2 separate regions of the Mus musculus genome follow, and region 2 is linked to region 1. The links are chromatin contacts, found by POLR2A ChIA-PET in ENCODE. All regions are on one chromosome and are shown on one strand. Each heading gives the region's core, a stretch centred on a gene start or an enhancer-like site at or near the end of the contact. The rest is flanking DNA. Distances are from core to core; before and after follow the strand shown.

Region 1 (4,370 bases), core at 83-2,582:
GAAGAAGAAGAAGAAGAAGAAGAAGAAGAAGAAGAAGGAAGAAGAAAGAAGAAGGAAGAAGAAAGAAGAAGAAGAAGAAGAAGAAGAAGAAGAAGAAGAAGAAGAAGAAGAAGAAGGAAGAAGAAGGAGAAGGAGAAGGAGAAGGAGAAGGAGAAGGAGAAGGAGAAGGAGAAGGAGAAGGAGAAGGAGAAGGAGAAGGAGAAGGAGAAGAAGAAGAAGAAGAAGAAGAAAGGCTCGGCTTGCTGGTGTACTCCTATAACCCCAGCAAGCAGCAGAGATAGGCAGATTTCTGCTCAAACGCAGCAAGTTCCAGGCCAGCCAGGGTTGCACGCACAAAATGAACCGTCAAGGGTTGACGAACAAATATGACATGGTAAGACTGCCCTGCCGGCTGTGGAGGTGGGAAGGTAGTTCACGCTCCAGGGAGGAGCTGGTGGGAGCACAACTACTGTGTTGGAGTTAAGGTGTCAAGGAAATGAGGTCTACCCAGCCCGGAGGTTGTTAAAGTCTCCCAGAATCCAGGGCGGGAACGTGAGCCTCGTGACAGTCCCCCACGATTGGCTAACAGGGAAGCATAGTTGAGAAGATGGCGGCTCAGCAGAGAGAACCTCAGCAGAGCAGGTCCGTATAGAAGCGGCGTACGGTGTGCGGGAGGGCGGCAGGGGCGTGGGGAGTGCGGCCTCTTCCTTCGGTTTGGGGCGTGTGGGAGAGGGGTACAGTTTGTGGAGTGTGCACAAGTTGTCTGCACTGAGCGGCCGAGGCATAGGAATGGCTTTCCAGAAGCCCCAGCCTGTCGCTTGTACAGACGCCCTCTGCGTCCAGCTTCCTCCTGTGTTTCGAGGGGAGCGCGTTAGGGTTCAGGATTCAGGAGGACCAGGGCAAAATGGCGGAGGGGACTCGGTGGCCTGAACGGTGGGGCAAGACCAGGCCGGCTGGCGCGGGAGGCGTCGCGTGTCTCCCTGACGACGGGGCGGTGGACAGGCCTCGTGACCCAGAAGTGGGCGGAGCGTCCCCGTGTGGGGCGGGGCATCTCTGTGACGCTGGGGGCTGGGCCTAAATGGCGAAACCCGAGAGGCTCCGGGGGGGGTTTGAACTGGCCAATGGGCGAGCTGCCGACCGGTTGTCGGAAAAGGAGGCGGAAGCGGGGAGGAGCCGCCGCGGGAGCCGGACTGCATCCGCCGCGGCGTCTCCATGGCACGACCCTGGCCTCCGACTTCAACGACTTCATAAGGAGACGGTTCTGGGCGCAGCCGTGCCGCTCTTGGTGAGAGGCCACGCGGCGGGGCAGGGCGTAGAGTGCCGCGGGTTCAAGCCCCGCGCTCCCGGGGCTGGCTCGACCGGGCACCGTCCCCGAGTCTAGGCGCGCTCCTTCCTGCGTCCGAACCCGGCCCGCCCCGCTCCTCGTTGGGCGCGGGCCCTTCCTCCTCCCGCTAACGGGCGGGCCGGCCGCCTCCGTCCTCTCCGGGCCATCGGCAGCGCTCTTTCCCTCCTCTGCTGTCCTCGGGCAGGGCTGCGCCCTTCTATGGGCAGAACCCCGTCCCCTCTTGCCCGCTGGTGGGTGGCCGTGCGCCCCATCCTCCCCGGAGGCCACCCCTGCTCTCTGCGGACTGGGCCGCAGCAGTTACATGCGCTCGGGGTGGGCAGGCCTCCGGGGACCCTCCAGACCAGCTCCAGGGATGTGGGTGATCCAGGAGCGGTCTGGCTCTCCATGCCGCCCCGCCTAGGCCGCCGCTCCACCCCTTCCATCTATTGGTTCTCCCTGGTAGCTATTCTGCCGGGAACGCCCCTTCACCTAGGAGACAGTTGCCCAGGCACTGTCCCGAAGATCCCTCCAGCTCCCTGTGCGGGTTCCCGCCCCTGGGGGGCCCACTTGGGGCCTAGCAGTTCTCACCTTCTTCGCACTCCAGGCAGCCCTCAGGTTTAAACCCTAGTAGCCGTCGGCCCGCTATTCTTCCCGGGTGGGGTCTGGGCATGCTGGTCGTTGTCCTCCTTTCAGTGACGTGGCCCCTCACTGTCCTGCCGCGCCCTCCACCTGCCTCCTGGCGGCGCACTCGGCACCCCGCAGGTCGCTCAGCCTCTCCTGTCTCCCTCCCTCCCCACTTTGGCAGGACAGTTGCTGTGCGACTTGGACAGTAGAGGAGCGCCTCCCAAGTTTTCATCCAACTGCCACCCCCAAAGCTTCCACCCTCCTCCCCTCAGAGAGAGGACGTTTGATGCCCGGCCCCTGAGATTCTCATTGGCCAGCCCCTCTGGGTCCCCCTGAGCAGAGCCTGCCGACCCAATTGCCCATCTTTGCGGCTTTGATGCTTAACCATGTCTGCCTCATCCTCAGGCGGCTCCCCCAGGTACAGCCAATGTGGGGGGCGCCTTTGCAGTAGGGCAGGGAAAGGTGGTCAGGGCTCCCCAGGCCAGGCTCAATGGAAACTTTTTTTTAGTTTCCCAGGTACTGAAAGTCTGGACCCAAAACACTTGAAAGTGACTTTGAAAGGGGAGGAGTAAAGACTCCCCTCCCCCGCCTACAGCTTACTAGTAGCAAACAAGATCACTCTTAATGCTTTGAGTTCAGCTTGGCTTCAGACTCACTAGGTAGTCAAGGTTGTGCTTGAATTCCCGATTCTCCTTTCTCCACGTCCCATGTGGTGGCTTAAAAGCGTTTCCCACCATGGCACCTCTAAACTAGTGTTAAAGTGAGCAGAGATATTATAAGTAAGTAGAAGGGGGGAAAACTTGAGGTTCTACTTTGAACAGTCTTCTTCCGAGTGGCCGTCCGGCTCGCTCAGTAGTTGTTTGTGAGCCGAGCAGAGTGCAGACCATGGTGCTGTTGCTTTAGGTTTCAGTCTTCCCCCTGAAGAGCTGGTGAGGTCGGCAGAAGGCTATCTGGGAACTGTGAGGAGGCAGTGGGCTAGGTTAGCTTTAACCATTGCAGACCGTTCTCCCCCAGCCGGGACTCTGGCTGGACTGCTGGTCTGGAGCACAGTATTGGCTGTTTTGCACTTGTCGTATTGGGCTGCATATGTACAAGCAAGGCTCTGGTGTGGGCAGTGAGTGGACCACGTTGGGAAGTGGGGTCTTCGTATGCTTCAGCAAGGGTGTGAGCCTTCCTTTTACAAGCTGGTGTCCCAGTGACTTTGCTCCTGAGCTGCATGTTTTAGGTTAACCTGTCACTGAACGCTTCCCCAGAGGAGCTTGGGGACTGTAACCCTTGTTGAGACTGGTGCCTTGGCAGCTTTTTTTTGGGTCACCTGATTGGAGATGACAGGTAGGCTTTCAGCACAAGGTCACAATACATGTGATGCGATGGCAGGTTTAAAAGGCCAGCCATGCAGACAGCCTACACCTGGTATCACCCTCCTGCTGAGCACACCATGCGCGCCTTGTGCTCATCTACAGAGAGCCAGGGGACTCAAGACTGCTGCTCCAAGCTGCCGACGCAATAGCCACCACATGCAGTGTGCCATTTCCCAAGAGCTGAGAAACAGGAGAACCTTGGCTTTCTGCTCATAATCTGGTTCTTGTGCCCGGGTGCAGGTTTCCATCGTGTGGGAAGAACGGAGTAACGAGTCTCACACAGAAAAAAGTCTTGAGAACACCTTGTGGCGCACCCAGTGTAACTGTTACGGTAGGTGACCCTCACAACGGTACCATCAGAACTGCTTCTGCAAGCCTTTGCTAGGGACTGCCCAGGTGCTCTGTATGGAGCTGGGAAGCATGGCCTGCTTGCTGATGAAGGAAGGAGTCAGGTGTGAGGAGGTTGTCTTGATAGCCTTCCAGGGACATCCCAACATCTTTAGAACAGATATTTTAAAAAGAAAAAAAAAAAGAAATAAAAGCATGAGAGAGAGGTGGGATGGGGGCTGCCGGCGGGCAAGGCTGTTCCTGGGGTCCAGCTCTGCTCACGTTTTCTCTGGAGTCTCTACACTCTCCTCACACTTGGCATCCCCACTGGCCTCCTCTGTGCCCTAGTGCCTTGCTTGCATGTGGCCTGCATGCATCTGCACCTTAACCATTTTGAGTGTTTCCCACACTAACTCGCATGTCTGGTTGGAAGATACAGCTTTGCAGCCGACCTGCACTAAGTCCAAGGCGGAGCTGCCCAGTCCGTCTGGCTTGGGTGGAGCTGCAGCTCTGAGGACCCTGCTTGTGCTTTTAGAGAACCTTGTCCTGAGCGGACCTGGAGGCCTTCAGCTGAGACCTCTGCAGAGTCAGCCTGAGTGTCACGCCAGCCGTGCTTCCTGCCTGCATGCCAGTAGTTGGTAGCTGTCCTGCTCACTTGGTGGCTGAGCGTTCAGGTGTCCCCAGAAGCCTCTGAGCTCTGTTTTCATGCCTAGTTTACTCATCCACAGATCCATCTTTTTTGTGTTGCCCTCCCC
Region 2 (4,626 bases), core at 1,269-3,768, 160 kb after region 1:
GATTCCCCTGCCTCCACTCTCCAAGTGCTAGAACTACAAGTGTATCAGCCATGTGGCCTTCCACTTTTCTACCAACCCAATTTTTTCCTAAATTTTAGACATAAACCACTGATACCAAGAGGAAAAGTCGCCTATGTTCTCCTGTCGCCTTCATTCTCACAGCTAATGAAGCAGGCAAGGTACTTGCGGCCAAGCCCAGACTTCCTGAGTGTCACCCACAGGACTCAAATGGTACACAGAAACTACTGACTCCCAAAAACTGTCCCCCGACTCCCACCAGCACATGGCACGTTCATGGCCACCCACACACTCTCAAGCAACACATCAGTAAATAAAAGAATGAAAAACCTAAGAATCTCCTTCAGGATCCAGGATCTGCCCCCAGTGCGGAGGCCTTTACACTCCAGGGATCTGGGTCATTCCCTACAGCCTTACAGGGTCCTGGAAGTCTGTCTACAAAAAAACCAATGGCATTCTGATTCACTCTTTAAGGGGAAAAAAATGTTAGATCATGGGGCTGGAGAGATGGCTCAGTGGTGGCTCACAAACATTTGTAATGGGGTCTGATGCCCTCTTTTGGTGTGTCTGAAGACAGCTACAGTGTACTCACATGCATAAAATAAATCTTTTTGTTTTGTTTTGTTTTGTTTTTGGTTTTTTCGAGACAGGGTTTCTCTGTATAGCTCTAGCTGTCCTGGGACTCACTTTGTAGACCAGACTGGCCTCGAACTCAGAAATCTGCCTGCCTCTGCCTCCTGAGTGCTGGGAAAAATAAATAAATCTTTAAAAAAAAAAAAAAAGAAGTTTGACTGAACTAATGATTTCAGTCAGGAGTCTTCCAAACTCTATCTCCTCAGCAAGCAAGAGCTGTTTAGAGCACCCTGCTAGGCCAGGACACAAATCACGGGCTTGCTGCAAGGACACAGTGTACTCTAACATGGTCACGCTTCTTGCTTTCCACGGCAAGGGCTTCCACGTCCCAGGGCACGGAGAAGGGCCTGGAACACAGAGCAGATCAGGGCATAAGACCATAGGCCCACAAGGCTCAAGACAAGACTGCAGGCACCACTGGGGCTTGGGTTGGAGGCAGACTGGTCAACAGCAGTCTTCGTTTGTGAGTTCTTCAAGACTTTACTTGACCTGTCTCTACTTACCCATTTTGGCCTAACCTGGGACCACTCTCCCTTTTCCTCAAGGATTCTCCAGCCCCTTCCAACACCTCAAACAAATGTGCTGACCCCAGCTCCAGAGTCGGCCAGTGCTCACGCTTGATCTGGTCTTCTCAAATGCCACTCAACATCCATTTTTCCAACAGTTCCTCAGCCCTGCTCTGTCGGTAACATGACACACCGATGTGGCATTACAGTACATTGTCTACATACATGGCTTACTGTAATCCTTGCAACCACCGGGAAAGCAGCTATCTCCAGGTTCCCTGCTGATGAATCCCTAACACACCAGTTGGTCAGCATCAGGCCTCCGTTATCTCATTATTTGTATGTTTTTGGGTTACACTAGAAAACCATAGCAGGGCAGTGGTGAGAGAGGCCTTTAATTCCAGCAATCTCTGAGTTCAAGGCCAGCCTAGTTTCCAGAGCAAGTTTCAAGACATCCAGGGCACACAGTGAAACTCATGTCTCACAAAAACAAAAGCAAACAAACAAACAAAAGAACAACAACAAAGGAACATAGAAAACCGTTCAAGCTAGCCCTCAAGGTATCTGACCATTTCAAACACCAATAATGTCAAGTTGAAATGCCTAAAAACTGCTATTCACAAAAAAAAAAAAAAAAAAAAAAACTTCCAAAAATGGCTCAGCTGGTAAGGGCACTTAGCCAAGCATGACACCCTGAGTTGGATTCCCAGGCCCCTCGTGGTGCAAAGAAATAACAACCTTGTGTAAAGTTCTCCTCTGACCTCCACAGGCGCTGTGACACGTGCACGATCCACCATGTAAATTAACTACATGTCATTTAACGACAGCATGGGACCCCTAAGAGTTCTGTTGTCCTGGTTTGCTTTTGTTGTTGTTTGTTTTCGTTGGTTGGTTTCTTTCTCCTCAGAGACCGAAAAAAAGGCTAACGCGAAAGCATCTGTGAGTTTTTTCATTAAAACATGAAAACACGCGGACCAGTGGTGGCGCACGCCTTTCGTCCCAGCACTTGGGAGGCAGAGGCAGGCGGATCTCTGAGTTCCAGGACAGCTAGGGATGGATACTCAGAGAAACCCTGTCTCGAAAAAACAAAAACAAAAAAGCCGTGAAAACACAACGCTGCGCCAGGCCTTCCCGCCCGCGCTGCCATAGCGGGCCCGCGCCCTCACCGTCTCCCCGCGGATCCCCTGGACGCTCCTCCACTGCGAGGGCACGGACGCCACGCCCAGGGTCTCATCCTGAAGAGGCGCAGGCCGCCCTCGCCGTTCGGCGCCGCCAGCCCCGCCAGCAGCCAGGGCAGCAGCTCCAGCGCTTCCAACGCGCCGAAAAGGCCTGGGCGACGCGCACATTGCCATGGCGACGGTCCCGCCCTCTCGCGCCTGCGCCCTGGAACGTGACCTTAGCGGGTTCGCCCCCCACAAACGGAAGTCCGACGAGAGGAAGTGAAGCTGTGGGCGCCGTTTTTGAACTGGTTACAGCATCGTCTTTAAGGCCCAGAAGAAAAATAATGAAAATGTTTATCAGCCAATACAACAAAACCGCAGCGATTTGGGATTGCCCTATGCCCAGAGGCCATTTGGGGGTCCGGAACAGCTCTTCGTGGTATAAGGAAAAGAGCGGAAGTGAGGCGTGGGCTCCAGGTTCAAAGATGGCGCTGAGCGGCCGGGCGCAGAGGCAGGACCGCCGCAGGCCTAGTGGGCCATGCTGGTCCGGAGAACCGGCCGGGCTGGAAGCAGCCGACTACTCCAGAACTGTACTTTGCGCCATTTGAGTTGGCATCATTTCCAATGAATGGAATGAAATAGATCATACACAGATCGAACGTGGGATTGAATGGATGGGAGGCCTAATAATAAATTTACATAAACAATAAAATAAAATGCTTGTTAAATTAAAATTCGAGACTAACCACAGGAGAAGTTGATCTCAATGATAGATGGCCCCAGGTTCAGTCCTCAACACACACGAAATGTTAACTACAAGTTAGTGCGTGCCTATAGTGTGTCAAGCCAAGCACCCAAAGGCTTATGTTTGTTTGGGTTTTTTTGTTTGTTTCTTTTGTTTTTCGAGACAGGGTTTGTCGGTATAGCCCTGGCTGTCCTGGAACTCACTTTGTAGATCAGGCTGGCCTTGAACTCAGAAATCCGCCTGCCTCTGCCTCCCGAGTGCTGGGATTAATTAAACGCGTGCGCCACCACTGCCGGCAGAGGCTTAGAAATGAGTGTTTATCTTATTAAATCCTTAGCCTTCCGTGTGCTTGCTTGTTAGTTAGCTGGTTTGCTTTTTGAAGTGCTGGGGTTGAACCCCGGGCTTTCTGCATGCCAGCTCCTATGTTCTACCAATGAACTACCCCTATAGCTCAATTGTTATTACTCCTGTGCCTCTTACAGTCAGATATGGAATCGTCCAAAGTCACCCAGTAAGATCTTACAGGTGGCTTGCCTGATCCCCCAAACCAAGCCTGGAGCCTCTAGACAACCATCTGCTAGTTTAGGCCTCTGGGTCTATTTCCTCTTTTCTGAGACTAGGAAGCCTGCCGTGGTCCTGTTCTCAGTGCACCACCCAGGGACAGGATGCCCCTCAGCAGAGCAGCCAAGGCCAGGAAGGCCGATTAGATTAGCAGCACTGGGAGGGATAATAAAAAGCCATAGAAAAGTCTTCCTAACAAGGACTGCTTTGCAAACATCACCAAGGATTCCAAAAATCATACTCAGAGCTCAAAGATTAAGAACACTGGCTGCTTGCTTTTCCAAGACACTCAGGTTCACTTCCCAGGACCCTCGTGGCAGCTAATAACTGTCTGCAAGTCCAGTTCCAGGGAGATTTGACACTCTTTCCGGCCTCTGAAAGCCCTAGACATGCACTTGACGTGCAGTCACACATGCAGGCAAAACATCCATAAACATAAAAATAATAAGATATAATTTTTTTAATCACACTTAAAAAGCCCAAAGCTGTGAAAGTCCTAGAGTAATGTCTTAAAACAGACTTGGAACCAACTACGTCCAGCTGAACTGGACAAAGAGGCTTAGAAGAGGCTTTCTTCACCTGGTCAAGGGAAAGGAGAGAGTTCAAGGCATCAAATATGAAAAACAGCTTGTCGGGCGGTGGTGGCACATGCCTTTAATTCCAGCACTTGGGAGGCAGAGGCAGGCAGATTTCTGAGTTCAAGGCCAGCCTGGTCTACAAAGTGAGTTCCAGGACAGCCAAGGCTACACAGAGAAACCCTGTCTTGAAAAAAAAAAAAAAAAAAAAAAAAGCAAAAAAACAAAAAAAAGAAAGAAAGAAAGAAAGAAAACCAGCTCAATAAAGATAAGGCTAGCCCTGAGAATATAAATCAGCCTAGTGTCTGGGGGACTGGATTCTACCCTAGCAGAAGTGAGATGTTTGTATATATTGAAGATAGCTTGAAAATGGAAGGAATGGCTGGGAAGTGGTGGCGCACGCCTTTAATCCCAGCACTCAGGAGGCA

The links. ChIA-PET counts read pairs that join two places held with the same protein, here RNA polymerase II (POLR2A).
Region 2: POLR2A ChIA-PET joins it to region 1 with 14 read pairs in embryonic stem cell. The contact joins the promoter of Wdr34 here to the promoter of Odf2 in region 1. POLR2A ChIA-PET finds 5 or more read pairs at or near these places in 3 of 5 experiments (Patski and embryonic stem cell).

The regions. Positions count from the first base shown.
Region 1 is chr2:29,888,658-29,893,027 of GRCm38, forward strand. It overlaps Odf2 (outer dense fiber of sperm tails 2), which reads left to right and starts at 1,333. Exons shown (of 21, transcript NM_001369060.1): 1 at 1,333-1,554; 2 at 2,109-2,345; 3 at 3,529-3,619. The coding sequence starts at 2,314.
Region 2 is chr2:30,046,361-30,050,986 of GRCm38, forward strand. Wdr34 (WD repeat domain 34) reads right to left here and starts at 2,519. Exons shown (of 9, transcript NM_001008498.2): 1 at 2,324-2,519. The coding sequence starts at 2,509.